2 separate regions of the Homo sapiens genome follow, and region 1 is linked to region 2. Evidence: read pairs that join two places in POLR2A ChIA-PET (ENCODE). Cell type or tissue: Caco-2. All regions are shown on one strand. Links, peaks and the distances in the headings refer to the core of each region. The heading gives the core; the rest is flanking DNA. Region 1 overlaps ENTPD3 (ectonucleoside triphosphate diphosphohydrolase 3). Region 2 overlaps ZNF619 (zinc finger protein 619).

Evidence for each region. Peaks named below come from ENCODE experiments on the same cell type or tissue, not always from the same donor. Only the 100,000 strongest peaks of a DNase experiment are listed, where the experiment ranks them.
Region 1: POLR2A ChIA-PET joins it to region 2 with 7 read pairs; 2 of 35 experiments call an interaction of 5 or more read pairs at or near these places.

What each region holds. Positions count from the first base shown.
Region 1 is chr3:40,416,440-40,419,354 of GRCh38, reverse strand. The region is part of intron 7 of ENTPD3 (ectonucleoside triphosphate diphosphohydrolase 3); the gene reads right to left. The region is part of intron 2 of ENTPD3-AS1 (ENTPD3, EIF1B and MYRIP antisense RNA 1); the gene reads left to right. Among named protein-coding and RNA genes, the nearest start is that of ENTPD3, 31 kb to the right of the region's middle. RefSeq lists a silencer at 1,036-1,236. In Caco-2, for the core only: no CTCF peak of the experiment used is centred there; a DNase peak (open chromatin) is centred at 1,114.
Region 2 is chr3:40,481,565-40,484,479 of GRCh38, reverse strand. It overlaps ZNF619 (zinc finger protein 619), which reads right to left. Exons shown (of 5, transcript NM_001145093.4): 3 at 2,464-2,617; 4 at 1,776-1,892. Among named protein-coding and RNA genes, the nearest start is that of ZNF619, 5.9 kb to the right of the region's middle. In Caco-2, for the core only: no CTCF peak of the experiment used is centred there; no DNase peak of the experiment used is centred there.

The DNA.
Region 1 (2,915 bases), core at 93-2,592, 65 kb after region 2:
TTCCTGAAGCTTATTTCAAAAAGTCATCACAACATGGGTGGTAATCTGAATGGTTCTAATTTTGTTGGAAGATTACCTATTTGTTCATTTAAATAAAAAAATACACCTGTCCTTTGAACCTGTCCTACAGAAATAAAATCGCTAAGATTATATGAGTAAGAAGGCTTATTATATTATTGTTGTAGCAACAAAACAGGACATAGCCTGATGTCCATGAGGGAGGGTATGATTGATAAATTATGGGATAGTAAATAGTAAAGAAAATAAGTTAATATACTGACCTGGAAAGTGTAGAAGAACAACATATTAAGCTTTGACCAGTGATGGCATTCAGTAAATGGGATTGGAAGGAGGATCTTTCATTTTGACTTTAACACTCTTTCTATGGTTTTAAATTTTTACAATAAGAATGTACTTTCTTTCATAATCGAATGGTCAATTTTTTTTCTTTTTAAGTTATGGCACTTGGAATATTATGCTCTCATAAAAAATCGTATTTTAAAAGGACATTAACAACACAGGAAAATGATCATAATATATGGTTAGGTAAAATAAAAGGTAAATATAAAATTATATATACCATATGAAGCCAAGTTTTTACACATTCATACATTTAAAAAATGGAAGAAAATGCAATAGTATGTTAATAGTGGTTAATTCTGTTTTTAAATAAATCCTTTATAGTTTTTGGTGTGCATCTCCTAAATGTTTTTCACTGAACATATATTACATTAAAAACAGAAGAAAAATTTCTTACTTAAAAAGGGAAAGATAGAAAGTGAATGCACATTCCTAATATCTAACATGTTGTCAGAGTGAGACTTCAGCTCTAAGGTGACTGGAGACTTATTGATAAGAAAGTAACTTGCAAAGTACATATCCAGCTATCATTCTCACCACACTACGTAGTTCCTTATATTACAGATGAGGAAACAAGATCCAGACTGATGGAATTTACTCAGTCAGTGTTTACAATGCAATAATTTGTGTGAACCTTCCAAGTCAGGGCTTGGCAATACATATTTGACCTATGAAACTGTTGGTCAGGTGAGTCTTGACATGAATTTGTCAGTAATCCTCATCTCATCTGGGTCTCTCCTCTTGCATGAGTCAGAAGCCTCTGAGGGCAGAGCCACCCTATCAGGCATCTAGAGGTTACCATGCAAATTGAAGACATGTGTCCCTGTCCCTGTGAGCTGACTGTGAGAGGCTGGGTGCTCACTTCTCCATGGCCAGTGCTGGGCTCACATTTGGAGACTGGCATTCTCAAGCCTAAATCAGACCTCAGAAAGGTGAAGTATTTACTTCTTCTCTGTGGACTGCTGGATACATAGATAATCATTCTTTAGTAAACATTGTATGAGTACAAAAACACACAGAGGCACGCAGACAGACAGAAACACACACATTCCATAGGGCCAGCCAAATTTAAAAGATTAGCCTCTCTGATCCTCACTCACCCTGGAAAAAGGAGGATTTCACCTGAGCCTCCACATTCTACCCCTGCTAGGGTCAGAGCTGGAGCAAAGGACATTAGGCATTGCTAGAGGTAAAAGGAGCTGGAGAAAAGAGGATTTTCCAGAGCTTCTCTCCCAGAAAGAAAGAAGCATGTTGGTTGAACTACTTTGATGAGCAAGTGGGGATGAGTGGTGAGTATTGAGATCCCCTGATAGGGAGGGTTGATTGAGTTACCTGTAGGGTTTGGTTTGGCTGACTGGGCAGGGAGGTGGAAGTTGGGATGGGAGCCATGGAAGGTGACATGGTTTGGCTTTGTCTCATGTAAAATTGTAATCCCAGTGTTGGAGGAGGGGCCTGGTGGGAGGTGATTGGGGCATGGGGGTGGATTTCCCCCTTGCTGTTCTCATGATAGTGAGTGAGTTGTCAGGAGATCTGGTTGTTTAAAATTGTATGGCACCTTCCGCTTCACTCTCTCTCTTCCTCCTATTCCCCCATGTAAGAAGGGCTTGCTTCCGCTTCGCCTTCTACTATGATTTTAAGTTTCCTGAAGCCTCCCTAGAAGCAGAAACCTGTACAGCTCACAGAACCATGAACCAATTAAACAAACCTCTTTTCTTTATAAATTACCCAGTTTCAGGTATTTCTTTATAGTAGTGTGAGCATGGATTACTACAGAAGGGTAGTTGAGGGCTGTCTGCAGGGTTCTCACATCTGTCCTTTCCAGGCAGTGCTCAGACTCTCCTGACAATAAATGTCCCATGCATGTGTCCTGGGGCCTCAGCCATTTCTGGGAGGATTGGGGAGATGTTTGGGGGAGGGGCCAGAACTGGAAGCTGAGTTCCCACAACCTACCCTGCATGAACACTGGGTAAATGCAGGGGTCTGAAGTTGTGAGTCCTGCTGAAGATGCACTTTTGTGATCCCTTCAACTCCTCTGCAGGATAGAGTCTGTTCCTGTCTTCAGTTATCAGAGTAGGTTGGACGAACGTGGGTTAACCTACTGAAGTTGTGTCCATTTTGTTCATAGGCTGATTCCCCTGCCTTTGAGTCCCATAAGAAGCCAGGATCTGTGGCTTCTGATTTCCTCATACCCCTCTAGGCAGTCAAGGCCCATCCTCTCAGCCACCCAGCCATGGCTAAGATTGATGTCCCCTGAGCACTGGTGTTTGGGTCTGGGGTCTCACCTGTGGAGTTAGTGCCCTCATGAACACACACTGCATAATGTTGAGTTTAATATTAGCAATAGCTTTCTAGCTGATGCCTGAATTAGCCTTCTGGGCCCTGGAACACTTATCAAATGAATTACTGATCAACATGATGGAATGTGGTTGCTCTAAAGTTCTGCCATATAAGGGTATCAAGTCTGCCTAATATAGACCCATCTAAAAGGAGGCTGAGCCTGGGAAGGGCTCTGCCCTCTCCCCCTTCAGCACACATTTCTCTTGTGACCACTAATA
Region 2 (2,915 bases), core at 145-2,644:
CATAAAAGATTGACAGAATATGATAACAGAGCCCATAGAATAAGGAAAGCTGTATACCAAATCTCTGATTGGTCTTTACATTTAACTCAATTCAGTATCTTTCAAAAAAGAAAACCATTCATTCCCAATACATAAACAAGCTTTCTTTCAAAAGCTAATGTAAAATTCAGTGTTTATGAACTTAGAAAAATTCCATTTACATATATAGTTTTATACACACACACACACAAAATGTTCTTATAAAAACAAGTTCTAGCTGGGCGCGGTGGCTCATGCCTGTAATCCCAGCACTTGGGGAGGCTGAGGCAGGAGAATCACTTGAGGTAAGAAGTTCAAGACGAACCTGGGCAACATGGTGAAACCCTGTCTCTACTAAAACTACAAAAATTAGCCGGGTGTGGTGGCGGGCGCCTGTAATCCCAGCTACTTGGGAGGCTGAGGCAGGAGAATCGCTTGAACCTGGGAGGCAGAGGTTGCAGTGAGCCGAAATAGTGCCACTGCACTCTAGCCTGAGTGACAGAGCAAGACTCTGACTCAAAAAATAAATAAATAGGCCAAGTGCAGTAGCTCACACCTATAATCCCAGCACTTTGGGAGGCTGAGGTGGGCAGATCAACTGAGGTTGGGAGTTCGAGACCAGCCTGACCAACATGGCGAAACCCCATCTCTACTAAAAATACAAAGTTAGCTGGGTGTGGTGACACATGCCTATAATCCCAGCTACTTGGGAGGTTGAGGCAGGAGAATCGCTTGTACCTGGAAGGCAGAGGTTGCGGTGAGTGAAGATCACGCCATTGCACTCCAGCCTGGGCAACAAAAGTGAAACTCTGTCTCAAAAAATAAACAAACAAATAAATAAATAAATCTATTTTTTAAAAACCAAGTGCTTGGCCAGGCATGGTGCCTCACACCTGTAATCCCAGCACTTTGGGAGGCCGAGGGTGGGGCGGACCAAGAGGGCAGGAGTTCGAGACCAGCCTGGCCAGCACAGTGAAACCCCATCTCTACTAAAAATACAAAAATTAGCCAGTCATGGTGGCACGCGCATGTAGTCCCAGCTACTCAGAAGGCTGAGGGAGGAGAAACACTTGAACCCAGGAGGCGGAGGTTGTGGTGAACCACAACTGCGCCACTGCACTCCAGCCTAGGCAACAAAGCGAGACTCCATCTCAAAAAAAAAAAAAAAACCAAAACCAAGTTCTTACTATATTGTGTTTATATTCCTGAGCTGACGAACCAACAGAAGCCTGTTTGAAATCTTTTGTTTTTTAGAGATAGGGTCTCACTCTGTCACCCAGGCTGGAGTGGAATGGTGTGATCCTAGCTTACTGCAACCTCAAACTCCTGGCTCAAGGGATCCTCCAGCCTCAGCCTCCTGAGTAGCTGGCACTATAGGCACATGCCACCATGCCCAGCTAATTTATTTATTTATTGTAGTGACAGGGTCTTGCTATGTTGTTCGGGCTGGTCTTGAACTCTTGGCCTCAAGCACCCTCCCACCTTGGCCTCCCAAAGTGCTCGGATATAGGTGTAAGCCACCACATCCAGCCTGAAATCCTTTAGCTTTACAAAGAAAAATGGCAGAAATAAAATGGCGGGACTCGTCTTTTCTAGTTCGGGGATGAAGTTCTGGTAAGCAACACTTCTTTGAATAAGAGTGACTATTTTAATCCCCACAACCATCATATGACAAGGAAAAACCTTTTTCATGCTAAATTGTTAAAAGAAAGGAGGAGGCAAAGCTGGAAAGGAGGATGGTAGGCTCTCCTGCTCACCTGTGCACATGCCTCTCAGGGCCTCTCCCCCAGCAAGTGTCCAGGGATCTGGGCCCCATGCTGCTTCTCCTTGCTCCAGCTGGAATATCAGATCTGGTTTGGGGAATGGAAATGCTGCTACAGGAGAAAGAAAAGGAACATGAAGCTGAGGAGAATCAACACTGACCTCCCTCAGACTACACTCTGCTTTGCCAGATGAAAATAGAAGAGGATGGCCCAGGAGACTAAGTGAAGTCAGGGAGGAGTGAATCTGCAGAATCTAAGGAAGGGCTTGAAGCTTACTCTGGCCTCTAAGAGGACAGAATGCTCCCAGAGTCACTGGGGGGTGTGTACACGAGGGCCCTAGGGGACTCACACATAGGCAATAGGGCCAAGATCAGCTCCAGGGAACTGGAAGATGGAAGGAATGAAGACAGTGCACCAGGAACCTTCTCAGTTCTCTCTGTATCCAGAGGAAAGCCCCCTGCAGTTGGGTCTCCATTAGGAACCAGGGAAGAGAAAAGTCCTGTTAAACACCAAAGTGAACCGAGCTCTTTCTCCATCCAGCTACCCCTGGCACTGGGGATTAGGGAGCTCAGCCCATAGGGCATCAATTCTGATGGTATTAAAGAGATCCTAGTTCTGCTAAGGAGGAATCTAGGAGCTCCCAAGGGCAGAAGCTGAGTTTCAGAGAGGAAGGAGGACTTACACAAGGAAGTCACATTTGCATAATTCTCCAGCATCACCTCCCTGTATAGGGCCCTCTGCGTAGGGTGCAGGCTGGCCCATTCATTCTGGGTGAAGTACACAGCCACATCCTCAAAGGTTACTGGCTCCTGAAACAACAGGTTCCTGCCCAAGCCCTGCACAAGAACAGAGGGAGAGGCCTGAATTCCAGGAAAGGGATAAATTTACTGGAATCCATGGCACTGAGCCCCATGGAAGGTTTGTACTGGCAAGGAGAGCCACACAGGACCCCAGCAGGGGCAGCCCCGAGCCAGCATTCCAACTTTCCATGTGCATACCTCTGGGGCCCTAATATTATCATCCTAAGTACACAGCCCAGCACCTGTTGTTCTCTGCCTGGTGATCATGTCAACCCATGTCTGGTTCCACAGGCCAGGTATATTTTTCTGGCATGCTTTCTAAATCGACCACAGC